Linked DNA regions of Homo sapiens: region 1 is linked to region 2. A link is an interaction called in ENCODE POLR2A ChIA-PET data of the cell type or tissue named here. Cell type or tissue: MCF 10A. All regions are shown on one strand. Links, peaks and the distances in the headings refer to the core of each region. The heading gives the core; the rest is flanking DNA. Region 1 overlaps DIAPH3 (diaphanous related formin 3). Region 2 overlaps DIAPH3 (diaphanous related formin 3).

Region 1 (2,926 bases), core at 237-2,736, 120 kb after region 2:
GAAATGGTATTTATTATGCTTATAGACTGGAAGAGTTGGTATTGTTAAGATTTCATTTCTCCCTCACATGACCTAGGAATTTCACACATTCCCAATCAAAATCTCAGCAGGTTTTATTATAGAAATTGACAAATGATTTCTAAAATTCATATGGTATGCAAAGGACATAGAATATAGAAAACCAATTTTAAAGAACAACAAACTTGGTGGACCTAAACTACTGATTTAACATCAAGGCAAAAGTTTTGGCTTAAGGATATACAACTAAGCTTTCTAGAAGGTTAGAAATAGACCCACAAAAATACCATCATTTGATATTCAATGATGTTCTTTGTATCAAATAGTTTTGTAAAGTCTATACATCTTAGGGACTAAAATGAATCTCAACTCCTGCATCACACCTTACTGAATAATTAGAGGAATGGAGTACGGACCTAAACATGAAAAGATAAAAGATAACTAGAATAAAACATAAGTTGGTAAAAGGAATATAAAATCATATAACCTACTTTGCAAAAACACTTTGGCAATGTTTTAGGTTAGGTATACATTTGTACTATATTTTTTACTAATTTAATAGAAATGAAAACACTCATACGAAAGTATTAAAATAGCCTGTATTAGTTTCTTAGGGTTGCCGCCACAAATGTCTACGATCTTGGTGGCTTAAAACAACAGAGATTTATGCTATCACATTTCTGGGGTCCAGAAGTCATAAATGAAGGCATTGGTAGGGTTCCTTTCTTCCAGAGTCTCTGAGTGAGAATCTGATCCATACCACTCTGCTAGCTTCATTAATCTACTCACGATCCTTGGCGTTTCTGGGTAGATGTATCACTCCAGTCTAGGGCTCACCCTAAATCCAGGATGATTTCATCTTGAGATTCTTAATTTAATTACGTATGCTAAAACTGTTTCCAAATATGATCACATTCAAGGTAGCAGAGGTTAGGATTTAGACATACCTTTTGTGGGTCTCTGTTCAATTCAACTCACTACATAGCTCCAAACTGGGGTGGGTTGGGGGGAAAGTCCATCAGCAGGAAAGTAGATACACAAATTTTGGTATATTCTTGCATGGAAATCTATTAATAAAAAGGAACAAAGTACTGAATTATACAACGTGTGTATAAATCTCAGTCTTTTTTTTTTTTTTTTTTTTTTAGTGAAAGAAGCCAGCTATATAAACTGTTTACCGTATAGTTTCATTAATATAAATTTCAAGAACAGGCAAAACTAAGCTATAGTGATTGAAATCAAAACACTGGTTTTCTACGATGGGATGGGGATTGTCTGGAAGCGGGCATGAATGAATTTAAGACACTAATATGATTCTGGGGTTTATGCCAGCTTTTTAATTCAAGAGATATGAAACTTATGTGTTAAGACTGTGTGCTGAGACTGCCAAATTAAATAGGAAGTCTCTTTGTTCTTTAGCTTTACCAATCATAGCTTTACCACTTGATGATCCTGAGTATCTTCAGAACTCATTTGGACCTCCTGTGAAATCCTTAGTGATCCAGAATTGATAAGGATTTATAAACAAAGGTGCAGCAGTCTCTAATGTCTATAGCCAATTGTTTATTTCTTGACTAAGTGGAGGAATATACATTTTAGCCTTTTAATATTTTTGTACAAGCCTTGGCTTTACCTTTCTCCTATGAAATATGTAAAAATTATACCATATGTACTTTGTTTTTGTATAGTTTTCTTAAATAACTTTAGCATAGCAGCTTTAATATCGTAAGAGTACATTTATTTTAAAAACAGTTTTGATATTCTGAGTATTACCTCAGGCATAAGTCACTTGAATAGCTTTTTTTTTTTTTTTGAAGCCTTTCTCCAAGTGAAATGAACTTGTGTTTTTTTCTGAGAATTCTGGAGATCATGAACATATTGGTCTGTTAACAATGAAAGATATTTTTTATATCATTAGAAAAATCAAGCTCAAAAATTTTTTCTCTAGTGTCTTAATTCTGTGATGTATTAGATCACATTACTTTCTCAAAGTATTTTCTCTTGTCTTTCATAAAACTGCATTTGTTTTTTCACATTCTTCTTGCTTATCATACCTCTCCCATAGAGAACTGAAGAATTAGCTAATAGGAGAGTATGAGTGGAGAGTGTAGTGTGGAGCAGCAGTCCTCAACCTTTTTAGCACCAGTGAATGGTTTCATGGAAGACACTTTTTTCATAGATGGCAGGGGGATGGTTTTGGGATGATTCAACCATATTACATTTATTGTGCATTTATTTCTATTATTACATTGTACTATATAATGAAATAATTATACAACTCACCATAATGTAGAATCAGTGGGAGCCCTGAGCTTGTTTTCCTGCAACTAAATGGACCCATCTGAGGGTGATAGGAGACAGCGACAGATCATCCAGGCATTAGATTCTCATAAGGAGCATGCAACCTAGATCTTTTGCGTGCATAGTTCACAACAGGGTTCTCGCTCCTATGAGAATCTAATGTCACTACTGATCTCACAGGAGGTCAAGCTCAGGTGGTAATGCAAGCAATAGGGAGCAGCTATAAATACAGATGAAGCTTCACCTGCTCGCTCAGGCCCGCTGCTCACCTCCTACTATGCAGCCTGTTTTCTAACAGTTACTGGTGTGGGATCCCTGATGTGGAGAGACAACAAAAGTAGATCTGAAAAAGTATTAAAGATTCAGCACAATAGGAGGTAGTTGGGTATATTAAGGAGGAAGGTAAGAAATATTGAGATAGTACAGGTGGCAGGCAGAGCTCATTGCAGGGTGTTACTTGATAACTACTGTGAAGAAATTAAAGTTCATTCTTACCTACTAGAAAACATAGCAGAGGAAGCTTGAGTTCCAGATGGTTTGTAAATTGTGGTTCTTAATTTCCACATTGCGATGCTCTGAGTGGTAAGGACAGTTGATTAGCAGCAAG
Region 2 (2,926 bases), core at 264-2,763:
ATCCTGGCTAACCTGGTGAAACCCCGTCTCTACTAAAAATACAAAGAAAAAAAAAATTGCCTTGCGTGTTGGTGGGTGCCTATAGTCCCAGCTACTCGGGAGGCTGAGGCAGGAGAATGGCGTGAACCCAGGAGGCGGTGCTTGCAGTGAGCCGAGATCGCGCCACTGCACTCCAGCCTGGCTGACAGAGCAAGACTCCATCTCATAAAAAATATATATATATCTATATCTATCTATCTATCTATATATAGATAGATAGATATATCTATATATATATGTATACACACATACATATATATTATCAGGAAAGAAAGTACAAATATAAATCTAGGACTTAAAATAAGCATACATTACTTTTTTTTCAAACATCAGACAGGGTTTCTCAGCTGCAAGCAACATAATCACTCTGGGTAATTTAAGCAGAAAATGTTATTACAAAATTAAATATGCTATGAAACAAATTGAACAGATTTCATCATAGCCTATATCAATTAATTACTTCACAAATTTTGTACCTACCTTACAAAATTTCTGGTAGGCCCAGGGAATCATGTGGGTGGTCTGTAGCTAGAAGTAATACAGAAGATACGCTGCACTGTATCACAGCAATGCTCTAATGGAAGTGCCACTCCCAACTCTCTGCTGTGGTCAGCACTTGTGACACCAGGGACAGACAGCCTTCTGCCACAGTTGCCCCAGGAGAACCAAACCCTCCATCGTAGTGTCCATTGTTCATGTGTGTGCTTGTCCCTCATGTTGGCCAGTTTTTCCTTAGTAGAAAAGGACTGGGATAAGTATTGGTTAACCAATCTCTAGTTTCTGCCGTCCTTTAATCTTCTGTTATTTTTATTTCTCTCCTCTTTTTCTTTTCCTTTCTGTGTCTTCTGTCTACTCTTGTCAGGGTCATACTTTCCTGGAGTATCAAGAGCATTTTCTAGATTTCAAAGAGTTTGTTGAAACCCTTGCTGTTGGTCATACGACTGATTGAATTGTGATATATTTTTGGAAGGGAACCAAAACATGGGAATCCTAGAGCATTTTGGGTGGATATTTGGTTCTTCTTCTGTGTATATGTCCTCAGGTCTGCAGTGATAGAATGCTGTAACTTCCTTTTCCTGTGGTTTCTCCCTGATCCAGTACCCATGAAGTTGCTGATGGGAGGGTCAGGAACATGAATGGTCTTAGACGATCTGCCACTTGTAAACTGACATGTTAGTCTGTCATAGTTCTATTGGTGCTGTCAAAAGACGTGAACTCCTAGGTTAAAAACAAAGGATTTTATTGCTCACAGCAATAGCAGTAGGCTGAGTATCAGCTTTGTGTCAGTCCCAAAGCCCATATTGTGACACTCATAGTGTAATGTGAATACTGCCAGTTGCAGTGGGTTGTGTTTTAGGAGAGAAACCTTGAGCATAGGGAATATTACTTTTATATTATGGGCAGCAATGACTGTAATTGATCTGATTGATACAGGCTATGATGAAATCTGTTCAGTTTGTTTCATAGCATACTTAATTAAGTTCAGGAGAGACTGTGGGCAGCAGAATGAGTCCTGTCTGAAGTATTTGCCTCAGTCCTGCCTTCCAGGTCCCAGATCTAGTCAGCTGAACAAATCCCATAATCCAGTAAATCATCAGAGTCTACCTTAGAACACCAGGTGGCTTTCTTTTTAAATTTTTTGATTCATCTTTCCACTTGGCCCGAGGTGTTAATTCAGATACAGTATGATGTGTTAGTGATTGCGCAAACTTCCCCTTGTTCAGCAAAGAAGTCTAGGACAATTCTTTCTTCATAACAATCCTGGTCAGTGAGTTGAAGCTGACCTGATTGCCTCCCAGGGCTGATGTGGTGTCACTGATCACTTTAGCTGAAATCAGGCACAGATTTTTTACCACTTCCCATTGTAGGGATAACTGCCTGCAGAGTACACATAGTAAGTCAGTTTTTTTCTCCAGGAAGCTCCCCAGAGTAACTAAGCATAGCTTCCATTTGGAGAGAACTCCATAGTTGCCTAAGAGTTGCATGACATACTGGTGGCATTTCTTTAAACACTTGAACATTTCTTATGATCATACCTGTAGGGTTCAAGTCATGGTGTTTTTGAAGAGAGAGGCAAGTTAATGCCTGTCTTTCACATAAGATAAATAGTCTTGAAAGGTGTACATGGTGCTCCTGGAAGGAAAGTGTTGTTTGTAGTTGTTGGGACTACCCAAATAGGAACTTTATTAGTTAAGGGACTACAGGGTGGCAGAGCTTTCAACTTGGCTTCCAGGTGGCTGATAAATTTTACAGTTCTTGGTTCAGGAAATAATTAAGTCTAACAATTTTTGGAGGGACTGTCTGAAGACAGTCAGTCCAACTTATTCCTTTTTGTCAGTGCCATTCACCCACTCCACAGAATGACTGAGCTACAGTTATGGGAGTTGGAATGGGGTTGACATCCAGAGAGAAGGGAAGATGTTTTGCATGGGAGATGCAGGAGCTGGATCTATTCTGATTGACCTCTTAGTAAAGTGTAGGTAATGGTAATCAAATCATGGTCAGAACTTTCTGGTGGTAAATGGCAGGATGTGCTGTAGGAGAGGAACTTTGAACTTGCCTGCACTTTGCTCTAAAAGACATTATCTTTATTATACTAGACATGAAGTGAGCCTGCTCTTTGCTCTGGAGAGATATGCTGTTTTCCAAGATTGTTTTGTATACACACATCCTTGAAGAGCATCTAGATCAAAGACCATCAATGTCTTTACTTGCAATACAAGTGGAAATGAAATATGAGAGACCCAGGGAGAATTGTCTTGCAACAGACAGAAGACCACAAATCTCCTAGTGTCACCTTGGCTACTTTTCCTTTAGCCCGGTTCTTCTAATGTTGTTCCTATACATTGGTTTTATCTTGGATGTAGATTGAATGGAATGAAACCCT

Evidence for each region. ChIA-PET counts read pairs that join two places held together with the same protein. Peaks named below come from ENCODE experiments on the same cell type or tissue, not always from the same donor. Only the 100,000 strongest peaks of a DNase experiment are listed, where the experiment ranks them.
Region 1: POLR2A ChIA-PET joins it to region 2 with 6 read pairs; 3 of 35 experiments call an interaction of 5 or more read pairs at or near these places.

The regions. Positions count from the first base shown.
Region 1 is chr13:59,883,687-59,886,612 of GRCh38, reverse strand. All of the region lies in intron 20 of DIAPH3 (diaphanous related formin 3), which reads left to right. Among named protein-coding and RNA genes, the nearest start is that of DIAPH3-AS1, 130 kb to the left of the region's middle. In MCF 10A, for the core only: no CTCF peak of the experiment used is centred there; no DNase peak of the experiment used is centred there.
Region 2 is chr13:60,000,870-60,003,795 of GRCh38, reverse strand. The region is part of intron 9 of DIAPH3 (diaphanous related formin 3); the gene reads left to right. Among named protein-coding and RNA genes, the nearest start is that of DIAPH3-AS1, 10 kb to the left of the region's middle. In MCF 10A, for the core only: no CTCF peak of the experiment used is centred there; a DNase peak (open chromatin) is centred at 1,745.